Linked DNA regions of Homo sapiens: region 1 is linked to region 2. Evidence: chromatin loops called from intact Hi-C (ENCODE). Cell type or tissue: heart right ventricle. All regions are shown on one strand. Region 1 overlaps AFF3 (ALF transcription elongation factor 3). Region 2 overlaps AFF3 (ALF transcription elongation factor 3).

Region 1 (8,000 bases), 51 kb before region 2:
ACTTTTTAAAGGAAAAAAAAATACTACCGCCCACTGCCTCCACTGGCTCTAGTTACTATTCAAACCTTAGGACTAAATTGAAATATTCATTTGTCTAGGGCTTTTTCCCAGTCAGGCATTATTGGTTGAAGTCATACTTTATTGGGCTATGAACATTTGATTATATAAACATTTCTCCATTGAACAGACCCGGCCATCCTTGTAATAGATTTTATAATTACCCCAGCTATATTGTCCCAGTGATGAAGCTGCAGTACACACATAATTTGGAAGAACGTATCTGGAAAGAAAAGGGTCTCACCATTGCATCTGCTTTATGCTTCATTCGTTTAGCTTCTTGCATAAAATAATCGGCACTGCGAGGCCTACAAGGAGAGAATGATATTAAACGTCATTATGGCTTAAGTGCAACGTCTTTTTAAAATATTCCTTCCTTTCACTCAAACTTAAGGCACAATTTAAAAACTCTGCTTAATGCGGAATTAAGTGTGTTTTTTGCCTTTCCAAACTACTGCCTGTATGTCAAATACCACAATACATTTTCTCTTAAGTTAGCAATTCGAAACACACTCAACATACGCCAGTAGTCTCTATTTACAGTGGATTTAACATGGCCCCCTAGGGCCTAATTTGTGAATATATTTTTTTATTGTATGGTTAAAAAAAAAGCGAGAAATCTTATTTTAGGTAATATTTACATAAAACAATCCCCTTTTAATGTAAAGATTGTAAATATACCTCATAATAATTGTATGGCTATATATGGGTGAGTATATTTATGTATCCTTATGAAAATAAGTGTCATTTATATGCATATCTAGTACCTAGAGTTTTATGTATATATTGAATTATCTTAAAGCCTCACAGTGAAAAATAAAAAGAGGTAATGTTGGATGATTACATTCCAGTTGTAATGAAGTTAATTGTAAAATGATGTCTACCTTGTAACAATGCAAACATGCCATGTATTCTCTAGAGTTCTGATTAGCTAGCTGGTAAACATTAACAGCAGACATGTGGATTATTAAAGCAATAACCCTGGCCAGCGGTGACTCTGCCGGGAGATGAAGGTAACTCATCCAGAGACTGATTTGAGTGTGTGTAATGAGGCCCAGTTACGCTAAGGTACTCATTAGACAGTATCTTTAAGTGTTTAGCCCGATAGATTAAAAAAATGACATTTTTAGGCACCGGCAGCATAAACTTTATATAATCAATAAACTTGACCTATTCATGAATATCAAATATAAGCCAGGACTCTCTGAACGGGAGATTCGACGGAAGTAGTGATATTAATCATGGACTGTTTAGCCAATGATTACATGCTTATTTTGAACTGCCTTATTTCAGATCCTAATGGGTCTTTTACCTTATTGTAATATTAGGTAGTCAGAACATTCATGTATCCAAAGAGGTCAAAACGCTTAGAAAAGCAATGTGTGACAATGACATTGCATTTTAATCAAACAAACCAGAATCACAGCATAGTTTTGGGGTCAAAATGTTTCCTCACCCCATCCCCATGCCCCCCTCTGAGGGCTGGAGCCGTCCATTCATTGTGGTGGGTCTTTCACTGAGGGTGAGGCCTGAGGTCTCCTTCCTAGGAAGGCCCTGCTCCTGCCACTCCGTTTTCTCTCTTGCATCTCCTGGGTGCCCATGCTTTCTCCATATGAATGGCTTTGTTGTTGCCTTGGTGAGTTTTCCTTCTTTGTCCACATATTGACACATATTGTAAGAATGTCCATATATTGTCTGGTCTTTGGTTCCAACTCTGGCAATTGATGTTATTTTTGTTGTTGTTTTTTGAGAAAGGTTCTCACTCTGTCGCCTAGGCTGGAGGGCAGTGGTACAATCACCCATACTGCAGCATCAACCACCTGGGGTTAAGCGACCCTCCCACCACAGCCTCCCAGGTAGCTGGGACTACAGGTGTGTGCCACTATGCCTGGCTAACTTTTTGTATTTTTAGTGGAGACGGGGTTTTGCCATGTTGCAAAGGCTGGTCTTGAACTCCTGAGGTCAAGTGATCCACCTGCCTCGGCCTCCCAAAGTGCTGGGATTACATGGCTTCCATCACATCACCATCCTGCTCACAGACCTAAAATCAATCTCCAGGGTCTACGAGATAAAATCTCAGTTCAGATCCCCAATAATCTTGCCCAACCCACTTAATCATATTGCTTACTCACGAAGGCCCTTGACCAAAGTCAGAGGTGGCTCCTCATTGTCTTGATAACATGGCATCCTGGTCCGAGGAGCTCTGCTCATCACTTCCCCCACCTGGAACACTCTCCTCTCTGTTCATTCACTGAGTGCCTTCTAGGAGCCGAATGTTGCCTGGCCCTCAATTTCCCCCGCCGTAAGGCGTTCCGAGTAACCTTGGTCCATGTTCCCCTCTGTCCTTCCTGAGCTCACACAGCACTTCTTGTTTACTACACTTGGTATTTCATTATCTTCTGAGCTGTACTGGGCATGTGTGCAACTTGATTGCTGGTACGTTTTTAGTAAGGACCATGCTGTAGACTTCTTTGATCTTTCCCACCCTGTAGTTTTTGGCACACGGTAGAAGGTAAGCAGGTCTCCCTTGAATGAATGGCACTGAATTCATTTTGAGCTTAGAAAAGAGTGGTGCCTTCCGATGGGGTGCAGCATCGCATCCAATGAGCCAGAGAGTGTCTCCATGGCAACCTGAAATTCTCCACATCATTATCTGTTCTATACTCTAGTATATAAGTTAGGTCATTTTTTTTTTCTTGCCCTGTTTTGTCACTAACAGTTCACTACTTCAAATGCATTTCATTAAAGGATTATCTTGGTAATAAGCTATGGTATCTTAGTTTCCACCAGCCTTCTAAGTTACCCTTATGGATGGCAGTGGCTCACAATTCCTAATATAAGCTCCTTAATCAATATTGTTTTCATCTGCAGCATAGGGGCATATTTTTAAATCCTGATATGGAGGCTGAGTCACAGACTCTCACCATAGCACATGTGGGTAAGTAACACACCTAATTTTCTGACCGTATCAGAGCAGCTATAATCAGAGCAGTAACCTGAGATGCTAATAGCATAGGTACCATCTGGAGGCCACTTAACGAACACATTTGTTAGAACTCTCATCTTTGCATAGAATGGAGGGCTCACTATAATGAGTCACTGAAGATTGCCTGATGATTGGCCCATTTTCTCCTTTCGAGTGATTTCTAGTGCTGTACTTCCAGAGCAGATCATTATAAAGCCAGCAGGACCAATGGGATGTCACCCAGTGTCCAGCCTTGCCACGAATCACAAAGGCATCCCTTCTGACAGCAATACACAAGTCAGTAGGAAAAGTAAAATTGCTTGTCACCATTGTGACAGTTATAGAATATAATACAGCAAAGGTACTAAAATGAGATCTTATCTGAGTGTTCAAATAGATTTTCCATCTAATCTTCTATTTTTTTTTTAACATGGAAAACCTAGAGTTTTCATTTTTCATTTGTGTAATAAAATTCTTCCCATTGTTTCCCACAGTGATGGTATTTTATGATGACACATGAGCAAACCTAATAAAAGTTTAATTAAACACCATAAATGGAACTAACTGTGAATCATGGGCTCTTCAGAAACGGGGCTTGAGTGATCTGAAAGCCAGAGCTTAGCTGCATGCATCTTCATTATGAGAGCTCTCTCCAACAAAAGCATTCTGAGCACTTGATCCAAATAGAATGTTTTCTTTTCTTCTCTTCCCCCTCCCACCACCCCCCCCCCCCCACCTAGAAACACACGGTCTTGGTTCTCAGCAGCATCAGGGTTTGAGCTACCCCCATATTTCTTCTGGCATGGGAATATTAAAGCAACCTTGCTTTTTGTTCTCCTTTGTGGCCGGGATAGAGTTGAATGGTCTCCCACGGAGAGCCTGGCAGACTCCTTTCTGTAATTCCTACCTCTGTGAAATGCCGCCCTCAGTAGAGCCAGCCTGTTTTGTGAAAACTGGCAGGGATGAGAGCTCAATGTGTTTGAACAACAAGTTCCTCGGCGCGGCAGAAATTGGATGATTTTCTTAGGGAAGTTGAAATCCAAATCAGACAAATAGGCAACTGCATACCAAATGAATTCATCATCTGCTATCCGATATGTCAGCTTGTCATCTGATAAGCCCCAGAGGTGTTAATATGTCCCAAGCTTTGAGGAGAATGCATAAGAAATTAAGTAATTATTTTTAATACACAGAGTCAGTGAAGACTATGGATGAGGGCACTTCAGAGTCAGCCACTCCAGGATGCTGGCACTGCCTTTATAGGCACTTCCCCACAGATCCAGGTAGATTGCATTTGGGTAGCAAGGATTCAAACACAGCTTTTATTTCCACAACTTTGATGTCGGCTGGGGCTCAGAGTCCCTGGAACCGGGCTTCTCCCAGGCACAAGCGGTCATTCACTGTTTCTTCAGGCCACAGGACTGCTTCCCTCTCAGCCGGCCACAGAAGGCAGGGTTTGCTCTGCAGGACGCTCAGGCTAAGTGGGGCGGGTGTTGAATCAAAAGTAACTTTCTGTTGAAATGGGAAATTATCAATCTGATGGTTGTTTTTCTCTGAGTGTGACATTTAAAATAATCTTACAAAACCCTAAAGATGATTGGACAGCTGAGATTTCAATCCAGGAGATCTGAATGTCCTTGTCTCCGCACCCTGTCCCCCGCACCCCTTTGCAAATCCTACTTCATTTCTTTCTCTCTCTCTCTCACTCACTCTTACTCTCTCACTCTGTTTTGGTTAGAACAAAAGAAGCTCCTGGCCTTGAGACAGGGATTTCATAATGGGAGAAATTCCATATGAAGACCAATAAAGGCTTAATGATTAATCAGGAAAACAAAAAGGTAGGGTCCCTGCTTTGAAAGGACTAGGAGAGGAGACCCTCAAGAGAACATGCCCACTGCAAGCCCCTGGTGGGGGAGCGCCTTCCCAGCTGCAATTTCGCCTACTCAAGGATCTTAATTGGTGTCCTTTGACTAAATCATGCTGCTAGGGATTCAACCTTTTACAATATGCGAGTATTCCCATCCTCTATAAAATTAAAATCCTTTAGCTCTGAGACTGCTGTGCAAGTACATTACAAATGTCAAGTCCCTCTTCCTTCCTCCCGGCCACATTTCACATGCCATGGCCTTCAGCGCCTGGCGTCTATAGTCAGTCTTTCCTCACTGTCGGGAGGTTCAGGTAGCCGGGCTCCTGTTACGGGCACCATGGGGACAGAAGGGACGTTTGGTGGTTTGGCTGAATGTGCTGATTGTGACTGACTTTTCCATGTGACATACAGGCAGCAGCCAGCACTTCCTCCAGGGAGCGGCAGGCAGCCCTGGCACCTGGGGTTCTCTGGCTTCCTAGCACAGCAGAACGGTGGGCAGGATGGAGGAGGTGGTTTTCCAGCCAAGCATCTCACCACCACTTAGCCCTGTTCAGGACTTCTGTACGGAGGCCTTCATGACACAGTTGTTCTCTCTCAATTTTCCCCAGCCAAGAATTCCCCTGTCACTAATTATGATACCAAGTAACTTACAGCTCATGGCTTTGCACTAATAAGATCAGTTTCTAGGCCTCAAGTTGAATCAAGTGTTGTCATTCATTGACACAAATTCTTACAGATCCGTTTTTTAAACAAAAGTTTGATAACCACACTAGTGTCACCTTAATACTGTGGCTGTCAAGTAGTGAATGTTGTGCGTTTGCTTAATGTCAGGGGAGGAGGTGAGGTCACACTGCCACCAATATGAGCCCACAACATACAAAGGACAGGCTGACCTGATTACATTTTTAAAAATAAATGTTATTCTTCTCAGTTCTGTCTGTATCCCAAAGGAACTAACTGGTGCCTGTTTACAGGCATTATAGGGATTACAGGCACATGCTAACACGCCCGGCTGATTTTTTGGTAAGTAACCTAGGAAAACGGGCTTGGAAACCCATTAATTTACATTCACCTGCATGTAGATTCCTTATAGTCATAGAAAAAAAAAATTGCAGGCACTCTTCCCTGGGAATGTAATTTATAATTCAGCTGGGTTCATTCAACACTTGTTATTGAGAGCCTACTGGCTTCAGCTGTTGTCTGAATCCCATGTTTATTCAACCATTAACAAGTATTTATAATACAAAGAGATGAGTTTACTTTTTTAAAAAAGCTGCATGATGCGGCTTTAAAAATTAAATGACAGTGTGGCATCTGTTACTTTTTGGATCACTGTAACTGGATTTCCATCAACTCGAAATCACTCCAGTGTTAATTATCTAGTCTTTTCTTCCACTGGTGGCCTCTCTTTGGTCATTTCACTGCTTGTTTTTACAAATGGCTGAAGTTCACTCTTCACCCTCGGTGAAGAGAAGTCAAGGGAGGTGACAGGGCTGAGGTCTTCCTCTGTCACTGAGGCTGCTGGTGGGGAAGCTGGCACAGAATGGAGGTGGGCAGGAAGGAGGCCGAGAATTAAATTTAGTAATCCTAGGAAACCTTCCTGGAGAGGTCATCATGTGCCTCTCTCTCCCCTGAAGAACTGAGAATTAATTAATCATTATACTTCAGCTCTTGTGCCTGTACTTGGCACTTAGTAAGTGCTCCATATGTACCAAAAGGAACCTGGGAGACGTTTTGCACAATTTTAGGTGACATTCTAGCCCAGTGATCTCTTGAAGGTTGCTTATTTTTACTGCTTAAAGGAAGAGACGATGCCTATTTTTGCTTTTTTTTCTTTAAGATGGAGTTTCACTCTTGTTGCCCAGATTGGAGTGCAATGGCATGATCTCGGCTCACTGCAACCTCCGCTTCCTGGGTTCAAGTGATTCTCCTGCCTCAGCCTCCTGAGTAGCTGGGATTACAGGTGCCTGGCTAATTTTTTTTTTTTTTTTTTGTATTTTTAGTAGAGATGGGGTTTCACTGTGTTGGCCAGGCTCGTCTCAAGCTCCTGACCTCAAGTGATCCACCCACCTCGGCTCCCCCAAGTGCTGGGATTACAGGCATGAGCCACCGCGCCTGGCCTATTTTTGCTTTTCAAGCTTGAAGAATCTTTCCACAACTTTCTTAGTTCGATGGTTGAGTGGCTGTTTGAGTTGCATGTTTATTTTACTGTTATGGATTTCAAATCAGTTGGGACATATGGCAATTGGAATGCGACATCTATCTCTCCATATGATGGATATGTAACAGTGTTTTTTTATTCTATTATATCTATATCCATAAAAGGAGAAACAGTTTCATTGTAGCTGTCAGCCAGGAAAATTATACACATTGCTAATGGGAAGAACAAATGATAACAGCCTCTTTGTTGACACCAATAGTGACAAGATTATATTAGTTTCAGCCATAGCAGATTAAGAAACATTTCCTCTTATAAAAAGTCCAAGGGCTGCCAGCCACGGTGGCTCACGCCTATAATCCTGCACTTTGGGAGGCTGGGGTGGGAGGGTTGTTTGAGGCCAGGAGTTCGAGACCAGCCTGGACAACATAGTGAGACATGATTTTTTTTTTTTTTGAGACACAGTCTCGCTGTTGCCCAGGCTGAAGAGTGGTAGCACGATCTCAGCTTACTGCAGCCTCCACCTCCCAGGTTCAAGCAATTCTCTGCCTCAGCCTCCGGAGTAGCTGAGATTACAGGTGCCTGCCACCACACCTGGCTAATTGTTGTATTTTTAGTAGAGACAAGATTTCACCATCTTGGCCAGGCTGGTCTTGAACTCCTGACCTAGTGATTCACCTGCCCCAGTCTCCCAAAGTGCTGGGATTACAGGTGTGAGCCACTGCGCCCAGCCGTGAGACGCTTTTTCTACAAAAAAAAAAAAAAAAATTTAACTGGGTGTGGTAGCATGCATCTGTAGACCCAGCTACTCAGGAGGCTGAGGCAAGAAGATAGCGTAAGCCCAGGAGTTTGAGGCTGCACTGAGCCATGCTCATACCACTGCACTCTAGCCTGCGTGACAGGGCAAGACCCTGTCTCAAAAAAAAAAAAAAAAAAAAAGTCCAAGTACCTGT
Region 2 (8,000 bases):
CTGGAATCACATTTGGCTCCTGAAAACCCTCTTTCTAACCCAGTCTCTGTCTGAACAAACCAATTCCATTTCTCTCCTGTGTTTAAAGCAAATAAAGTGAGCTCTGAATGTCAGCAGCATGTGGTGTTTAATTTGCATCTCACCAAGGAATACAAGACTTAAGGATGATGAGCGAAAAAGATTTTTATGGAAACCAAATTACAGCATCTGAGACACAGGCTTGTGGCCATATCAGCTCAAGCTGTGATCTTGTTAGCTGTCATAAACCAAGCTGGGTTTGTTCCCTGGGTGAGGACACTCAGGGCAAATGTGTAAAATATTACTCAGGTGTTTCTGCAGGGAGTGCTGTTCATCCTTTTCAAAGGCTGCACCACAGAGCACAGCTGATAGACTGTGTCTGGTGACAGGGAACAGGGACCACAATTAAAATGAGTGAAAACACAGTAAGAACATGCATGTCTCGCCATCAGAAGCCCCTAAGGAGGGGCGTGCCCGGGATTGGGTAATTCTGAGGCTCAGGGGCCTTACCAAGGACTTGGGCTCTGTCTGTCTTTCCTTACTGACACCCTTGGCTTGTCTTTAGGTGGATTCGCCTCACTCCTCTGATGGCTGCTGCGATTCTCACACACAGATGACAGTGTCCAGAGAAAGGGATATTACTGCCCTGTGTCCCTTGCTAAGTAGATCACCCCTCACTGGCTTGAATGTCACCACACGCCCATGACTAAGCCAGTTCCACAGCAAGGGTAATAAGGCAACAAATGCTAGCTTAGGCCAATTAACAGTCACCCCTTAGGATGGAGGACGACCAACCTCCCCTGAAGACCCTGGCCACTCAGAGTAGAGTGACCCAAACGGGTTCTCTGTGAGGAAGTGATGGATGACTGCTGAGCAGGCAATCAATGGTGTCTCCCTCATGCAGAAGGCCTGCTCCAGTAATGGGATCCTGGGTATTCCAGACAAACCAGATTAGCTAGACATCTGCCCCAGACCAACAGGCTGGCTTGGTGGGTCATCCCAACTGAGACTCCGGGAGAGAGGCATTGGGCCTAGGAACCTGCACACCAGGGCTCTAGTCACAGCTGTGCTGATAACCCCACTGTGGGTCTCAGTGACCCACATGAAGAGATGGGCTTGGACTAGATGATTTCTGTGGTCCGTCACTTCTAATACCCTTCGATAAATGTATACTTAATTAAAAAGAAAAAAACAGGCCAGGTCTGGTGACTCACACCTGTATTCCCAGCACTTTGCGAGGCCAGGGTGGGAGGATCACTTGGGGCCAGGAGTTCGAGACCAGAATGGGCAACATAGTGAGACCCCTGTTTCTGCAAAACCAAAAAAATTTGCCAGGGGTGGTGGTGCACACCTGTAGTCCTAATTACTCGGAGGCTGAGGTGGCAGGATCACTTGAGCCAAAGGAGTTAGAGGTTTCACTGAGCTATGATTGTACTACTGCATTCCAGCCTGAGTGACACAGTGAGGACCTGTCTCCAAAAACAAACAAAAATCCCCAAAGACCCTCTGAAACTTTGGATATTTGTCCTGTCCAAATCACATAATCTGAGCTGCATTGTTGGAGGTGGGGCCTAGTGGGAGGTGTTTGGGTCACGGGGGAGGATTGCTCATGAATGGCTTGGTGCCCTCCCCCAGGTAATGAGTGAGTTCTCACTTTATTAGTTTATGCAAGAGCTGGCTGTTTATAGGAGCCTGGTACCTCCTCCTCTTCTCCCTCTTCTTGTCATGTGACACACCTGCTTCCCCTTCACCTTCCACCATGAGTGAAAGCTTTCTGAGGCCTCACCAGACACAGATGCTGGTGCCATGCTTCCAGTACTGCCTGCAGAACCATGAGCCAAATAAATCTCTTTTCTTTATAAATTACCTGGCCTCAGGTATTCCTTTACAGCAATGCAAATAGATTAACACACCGTTTTTTAAATTACTATCCCTAGAGATGCCTAACCCGAATTTCCAACTAGAAGCTGTGTTAATTTCTATTTTAATTCTTTCTGTTCCTCCCATTTAGGCTGATGAGCAATGGCGAGGCCAAGAAAAGACCAGAGAACCCTGGAGCCAGAGTCACAGACAATTCACTCCTGCTAATCTTCAGTTGACTATAACAAGCTGCCTGGGGTTTCCTCCCTAAATTCGCACACAGCATTGCTGTGTAACAGCTGAGCAAGTGACAGATTCCTGGCTTTGCTACCTCTAGGAGTCTAGATAATTCTCATCATAACTAAGTCTGCTATGCTGTGCTGTGGGTAGAGATTTCTTAACTTGCTGTATATAAAGTGGCTTCAAGGGATCTGCCTGCGACCTCGTCCACCCAGAGCATTTTGGATTTCAGGTTTAGGTGGGTGAGGATTTTTCTGCCATGAAGAATGGTCGGTGCTCCTTGCCTGTCACTGTTGCTCTGCAACCATATGTGCCTGGTACTGTTCTGAGTGTGGTGGGGACAGAAGGCACAAGGTTAATCATGTCCTTATAGTTGGAGGACCTAGAATAATGTTTAAGAGAAAACAGTGTATGTCAAGCGCTCAATGCGGCCATAAAATTCCTAGTCCTAATTCTTAGTTCTAAGACTTGAGAGGCCAGGGGGAAGAACGAGGAGTAGAGTTTCCAGGCAGGAATTCTTGGAGGAAGTGGGGCCTGAAACACTGAGCAGGATTTGCTAGGAAAAGAGAGAAGGGGGCAAGCTCCAGGCAAAGCGGGTGGAATAACAGGAGGCTGGGATTTGCAGGGCGAGTTGTGTGGGGGAAGCTGAAATAGACGCAGGCCACGGGGAGGAACCATTTATCCTTCCTTCAATTTTATAGCATCCAGCACCAGGCAGCCCTTCTATTTAGATATGTGGGTGATAAGGAAGAGAGCTGAAAAAACAGACTGGGATTGCCTGGTTTCCTATAGGGTGTGAAGCTGAAATTCTATGAGCAAATCTATGTAATTTAAATAAGACTACACCAACTAGGACGTGCTGAGAACAATACAGGACCAGGGGTCTCCAGCCCCACTTTGGTACAGTCACTGCTGGAGTGGAGGGAAAATGAGTCGAGGGTGGGTGCGTTCTCCTCCAACCATGGCAACTCATTCTGAATGCACTGCAGAGGCTGTGCCCCCAGAGGACCCTCAGGGAGGTGGTCCTGATCGAAGATGGCTCCCACGTGCAGACGCTGAGAATGAGCCCAACCCATGAGAGGCAAATTACCACGAACACATTTTATTCAAGGGAAGGAATGTCAAAGCCAGGCCTTTGTTTCTTTAAGGTTTGCTGAAAATAGAAAGGTTGTTTTATGGGCAGGCTGAGCAAAGAGAGAGAAGGCAGAGAGGGAGTGGTAAGAAAAAGAAGGGGGAATGAAATAAACTAGAATGTGGTCAATATAATTTTATTTGCTTTATTATTCCTGAGTATGGTGCCAATAAGTCTGAGTTCTGCGACTCCCAGCTCCACCATCACAGAGAATGTGAGCAATCTCGCTTCCAGAAATGAGCTGCCCACTAAAAGGAAAAGAATCACCACATCACAGAACAGGCCAATAAAACTCTCAGCTCAGCCCAGCCTGATTGGATGGAGTCCTCCCAGCAGGTTCTGAATGACCTGTGCATCAGTGCTGGAGGACAAGGCAGGCCTGCCGGGCTGCAGCCCATTCTTTCATTGAACTCAGACCATGGGGTCAGTGGATGCAGAGTCAGGCCCTGGCTGGGCATGGGCACAGGCAGGACGACTCAGACATGTACTGGAGACAGTCCTTGCCGACAGGGAGCTCCCGGTGGAAGCTCTGGTTCATGTCTTTGATCAGAATGACTCTGCTTCAAACAAAGGTAGCCTTGCTTTTTTCCACTGCAGAAAAGATGAGTGAGAGAGTTCCCAGGAGACTTTTGGTGGTCGAAGGGAGAGAGGACAGGAGGAAGGTATTTAGTCAGACTTCAGAGCACACCTGGCAGCACGTGCCTCCGTTAACTCCAAGGAGCAAAATGCATTTGGGACCTCCAATTTTTTTTGTTGACCTCTGGTTCTTTTTTTTTTTTTTTTTTTAACTTATAAGATAGGCCTTTCCTGATGCCAAATAAGGGCAATGATCAGCTTCCCCATTCCTGGAGCCAGGACCTGCCACATCATTTGCAGTGCAAAATGCAAATGAGAGCCCCTTGTTCAAAGAGCAAGATAAAAGTGCCATCCTAGGCGCTCAAAATACAAAGGTTCCTCCTTTCTTCTATGGTCTGTCAATTGGTCAAGGCATTTTAATTTGCTACTTAATGTCATGCTTGCTGGGCACTGGAATACTCATGCGGTGAGTGTAGGATCCCACGGGTATCTGGAGGCTCGCCCTGCAATTTAGCATGTGCAAGGAGCTCCCCACCTCTGCCAGCCCAGGATGGGCGTGTGATGCCCTGGCTGGGGTGAGTGAGGTTGAGCCAGGTATCTCTGTGTCTCATGGGCCCAACCGACACGGGAGAGAAGACAATCCCCATGGGGACTGCAACCTTTGAACTGGGACACATGAGGCCTCTGGGTTAGGGTCGGGGAGAGGCTCGTCCCCCTGCCCAGCCACCCACTGCATGTGCCCTTGTGCTGTCAGCTTGGGGCAAAACGCGGGTGCCATGTCTGGGCCTGTGAGCCCTGTCCTGACCTGGCATGCACCCATGCCCTCCTGGGGTGCTGGGTAGCAGCAGTTACTGTGTAGGGTGGAACAGGCAAGGCCAGGTGGGGCCAGGGCAGCAGGCTGGAGCTGGCAGCTGAGAGGGACCCATGGGAGCCAAGGCTCTGAGCCCAGGCAGATGCTCCATCATCCCATTGGACTTCACTTAAAAAACACGAATTCAAAGATAAAGTTATTAAGGATTTCAATATGCCAACCACAGAGCATTAAACTAAGTAAGAGGCCATCGGCGTACAGGGCCCTGGGAGGCTGCACAGTTCACTGCTCCTGCCTGGAGCCACCGGGTTGCTTCTACCTTTGTCTTCCTCTAAAAGAAAATGCCCAAGCCACAGCTACCTCCAAGGTTCTGGGGATTGTTGCCTTCTGAAGGCATCCAGTTCCTGCCAATCATCTACCCAGCTACCTATCTGCTTGAATTCCCCTAGGTGCTTGCTAGTAGAAAGGTGGAAGAAAATTTCCCAGACTATCTCCAGGTAACCAAGGAGGTGACAGTTTGGGAAGCTTACAGAAAGCTCCATGGAGACAGAATTTTAAATAAGCTGGAGTCCCATGTAATTAAAATAATTTTGAATTAAAACTACCACTTCAGTAATTGCTTTTATATTATAATATTTACTACCATTGCCATTGTGTAACTTACCTCATTAGCTACTGTTGGAGAAAAGTCAGTCAATGAATAATTAATAGGATGTGATAACCAAGGGAGTAATGGTGTTTAAAAACAGAGCTTGAAAGAAAGTGTCACCCACACGCAGCCCCATTAATAAGAGCCTCGCAGTCCAATGCCACTTGCAAGGAGGTGAGGCCCTGGCCCGTTGCCTCCTGTTATTAGAGGTCAATAGAAAAATCTCCTCAGCCTCATCACAGACGTGCACATAGGTCAGGAATTCTCCTTAATGGCAGCAAGAAAAAGCTTCCACTTTATCAAAGCAGACAGTCCTTGGCACAAGTAACTCAGCAAAAATACAAATTAGAAATAGCACCCAAAGGCCAGCCAGGTGCTGAGGCTGCCAGCCATGCTTCAGAGAAAGTGGCAGTCTCGTGTCTGCCCTCCGGAGACGAAGGCGGGAGGGCAGCAAGTGGGAGCTCCGCCAGATGCCTCCGACCTGCATACGGCTCCACCCTACCGATTTCCAAACAGGCCCAGTGCTTGCAGCAAGCACCACACACACTTGACACACACAAGATACAGTCTCTCGTGGAAAATCTGGAGGAACGGTTGTGCACAGCTCCTGCTGGAAGTGAGATGCTTATTCTACTGCTTGGAAAGAGAGGAGATTCATTTTCAAGGAAGCTTTCTTGAAGGGCGAGATAGAATTTTGACTTAAGTTGCATCCACTGTTTGTATATAGATGGTCTTTCAAGATCCTGACATTTTCTTATGCAATTTCCAAGAAAGATCAAATACTTTTAGAGAATACTTTTTTCTTAACGGTCTTTCAATCAAAATATCGTTTGCGTAGGGTTGCCAGGCAAAATACAGGGCACCCCGTGAAATTTGAATTTCAGATAAACAATGAAAAATATGCAATATTAGGGACACATTTAGACTACAGAATTATTCATTGTTCCTGGATTTTTACTTGCTGAATCTGGCAACCTTAAGTTTGCAATCTTTCTTATCCATCCAACATAAAGATGTGTGGTGCTGAGCATGTCTGGTGCTGAGCACAGAGAGGGCCTTTCTTGGAGGGGTTGTGTATGGATTACTTAAGGAAGATAAATGACACCTGGAAACAGCATCAACATTAAACCATGTGCAGGAGATTTCCTGCTTGAAATTTTGCAAAGTGTCTTCTGGGTTGTATGACAGGATACTAGACGAAATGACAAGCGAGAGGATTAATTATAATTAATCACAGAAGGAAAGTTTGAGGGCCTGGGAATTCATATTTCAGGTTGCCAAAGCTATTTAAAAAGCAATGTAATACAACAGTTGTAATGGAAGAACAGTCAGAAGATAAAAGTAAAGCACTGATAAAATATCATATGAGTCTATTTCAAAGTTGCAAAATTCAAGGTTAAAATATTTCTCTTTAGAGCTTTTGAATTAGTTGAAGGGGATGAAAGGCAAGCTTTATGTAACCACTTTTCCAGTGAAATAAAACCTGTTTACATCTTGGTGACTGAAACACCTTCCAGCTAATTTAGAATTCTCAAGTGGCCACATGAAAAGATTAGAATTTCTATAAAAAGAAATGTCCCAGTTGCGTTCCAGTTCAGGTATAGAGAACGCAGTTACTGAAGGGTCTTCAGTTCATCTGAGCTAGCTGAGTGCCACCCATCGGAAGCTGCTGCGTTTGGACACTAGAACATTAGAAGATGTTATTTTATTCAACAGAACCAGCTTGGTAGAAATGTTGGAATTTAATAAAGACAAGCTCTCTTTGTGGTGTTTTACTGAAAGAACACAGTATCTGCAAACCTAGAGTCCATTTCCCAAGCTCACGTTTGTTGTTGCCAGTTTTATTTTTACACTACAGAAAAGGTAGAAAATTCCTTTGGAAAGTCTGCCTCCCTCCCTTCCTTCCTTCCTTCCCTCCTCTCTCTTTCCTTCCTTCCTTCCTCTTTCCTCCCTTCCTTCCTCCCTCCCTTCTTCCTCCCTTCCCTTCCCTCCCCTCCCTTTCTCTCTCCTCCCTCCCTCTCCTTCCCTTCCCCTTCCTTCCTTCCTCCCTCCCTCCCTCTCCTTCTCTTCCCCTTCCTTCCCTTCCCTTTCCCCTTCCTCTTCCTTCCTTCCTCCCTCCCTTCTCCCTTCTCCCTCCCCTCCCCTCCCCTCTCCTTTCCTTTCTTTCACCTTTAAGGTCAGGGGTACATGTGCAGGTTTGTTATACAGGTAAACTTATGTCACCGGGTTTGATGTGCAGATTATTTTGTCACCCAGGTGTTAAGCCTGTTATCCATTAGTTATTGTTTCTGACTATCTCCCTCCTCCCAGCCTCCATCAACTGACAGGCCCCAGTGTCTGTTGTTCTCCTCTATGTGTCCATGTGTTTTCATCGTTTAGCTTTCACTTGTAAGTGAGAACATACTGTAGTTAGTTTCCTTTCCTGTGTTCGTTTGCTAAGGATAATGGATTCCTGCTACATCCATGTTCCTGCAAGGAACATGATTTGTTCTTTTTTATGGCCGCATAGTAGCATAGTATTCCATGGTGTGTATGTACCATATTTTCTTTATCCAGTCCACCACTGCTGGGCATCTGGGTTGATTCCATGTCTCTGCTATTGTGAATAGTGCTGCAATGAATATATGCATACATGTGTCTTATAATATGATTTATATTCCTTTGGGTATATATCCAGTAATGGAATTGCTGGGTTGAACAGTTCTGTTTTTAGG

The links. Hi-C counts contacts between places; a loop is a spot of excess contacts. Peaks named below come from ENCODE experiments on the same cell type or tissue, not always from the same donor. Only the 100,000 strongest peaks of a DNase experiment are listed, where the experiment ranks them.
Region 1: a loop joins it to region 2, with 6 times the contacts of the local background. A loop is called at or near these places in 2 of 110 quality-filtered maps.

What each region holds. Positions count from the first base shown.
Region 1 is chr2:99,568,551-99,576,550 of GRCh38, forward strand. It overlaps AFF3 (ALF transcription elongation factor 3), which reads right to left. Exons shown (of 25, transcript NM_001386135.1): 19 at 302-365. Among named protein-coding and RNA genes, the nearest start is that of REV1, 83 kb to the left of the region's middle. RefSeq lists an enhancer at 3,662-4,163. In heart right ventricle, no CTCF peak of the experiment used is centred here; a DNase peak (open chromatin) is centred at 3,951; H3K27ac peaks cover 2,525 bases.
Region 2 is chr2:99,619,135-99,627,134 of GRCh38, forward strand. All of the region lies in intron 13 of AFF3 (ALF transcription elongation factor 3), which reads right to left. Among named protein-coding and RNA genes, the nearest start is that of REV1, 130 kb to the left of the region's middle. In heart right ventricle, no CTCF peak of the experiment used is centred here; no DNase peak of the experiment used is centred here; H3K27ac peaks cover 5,238 bases.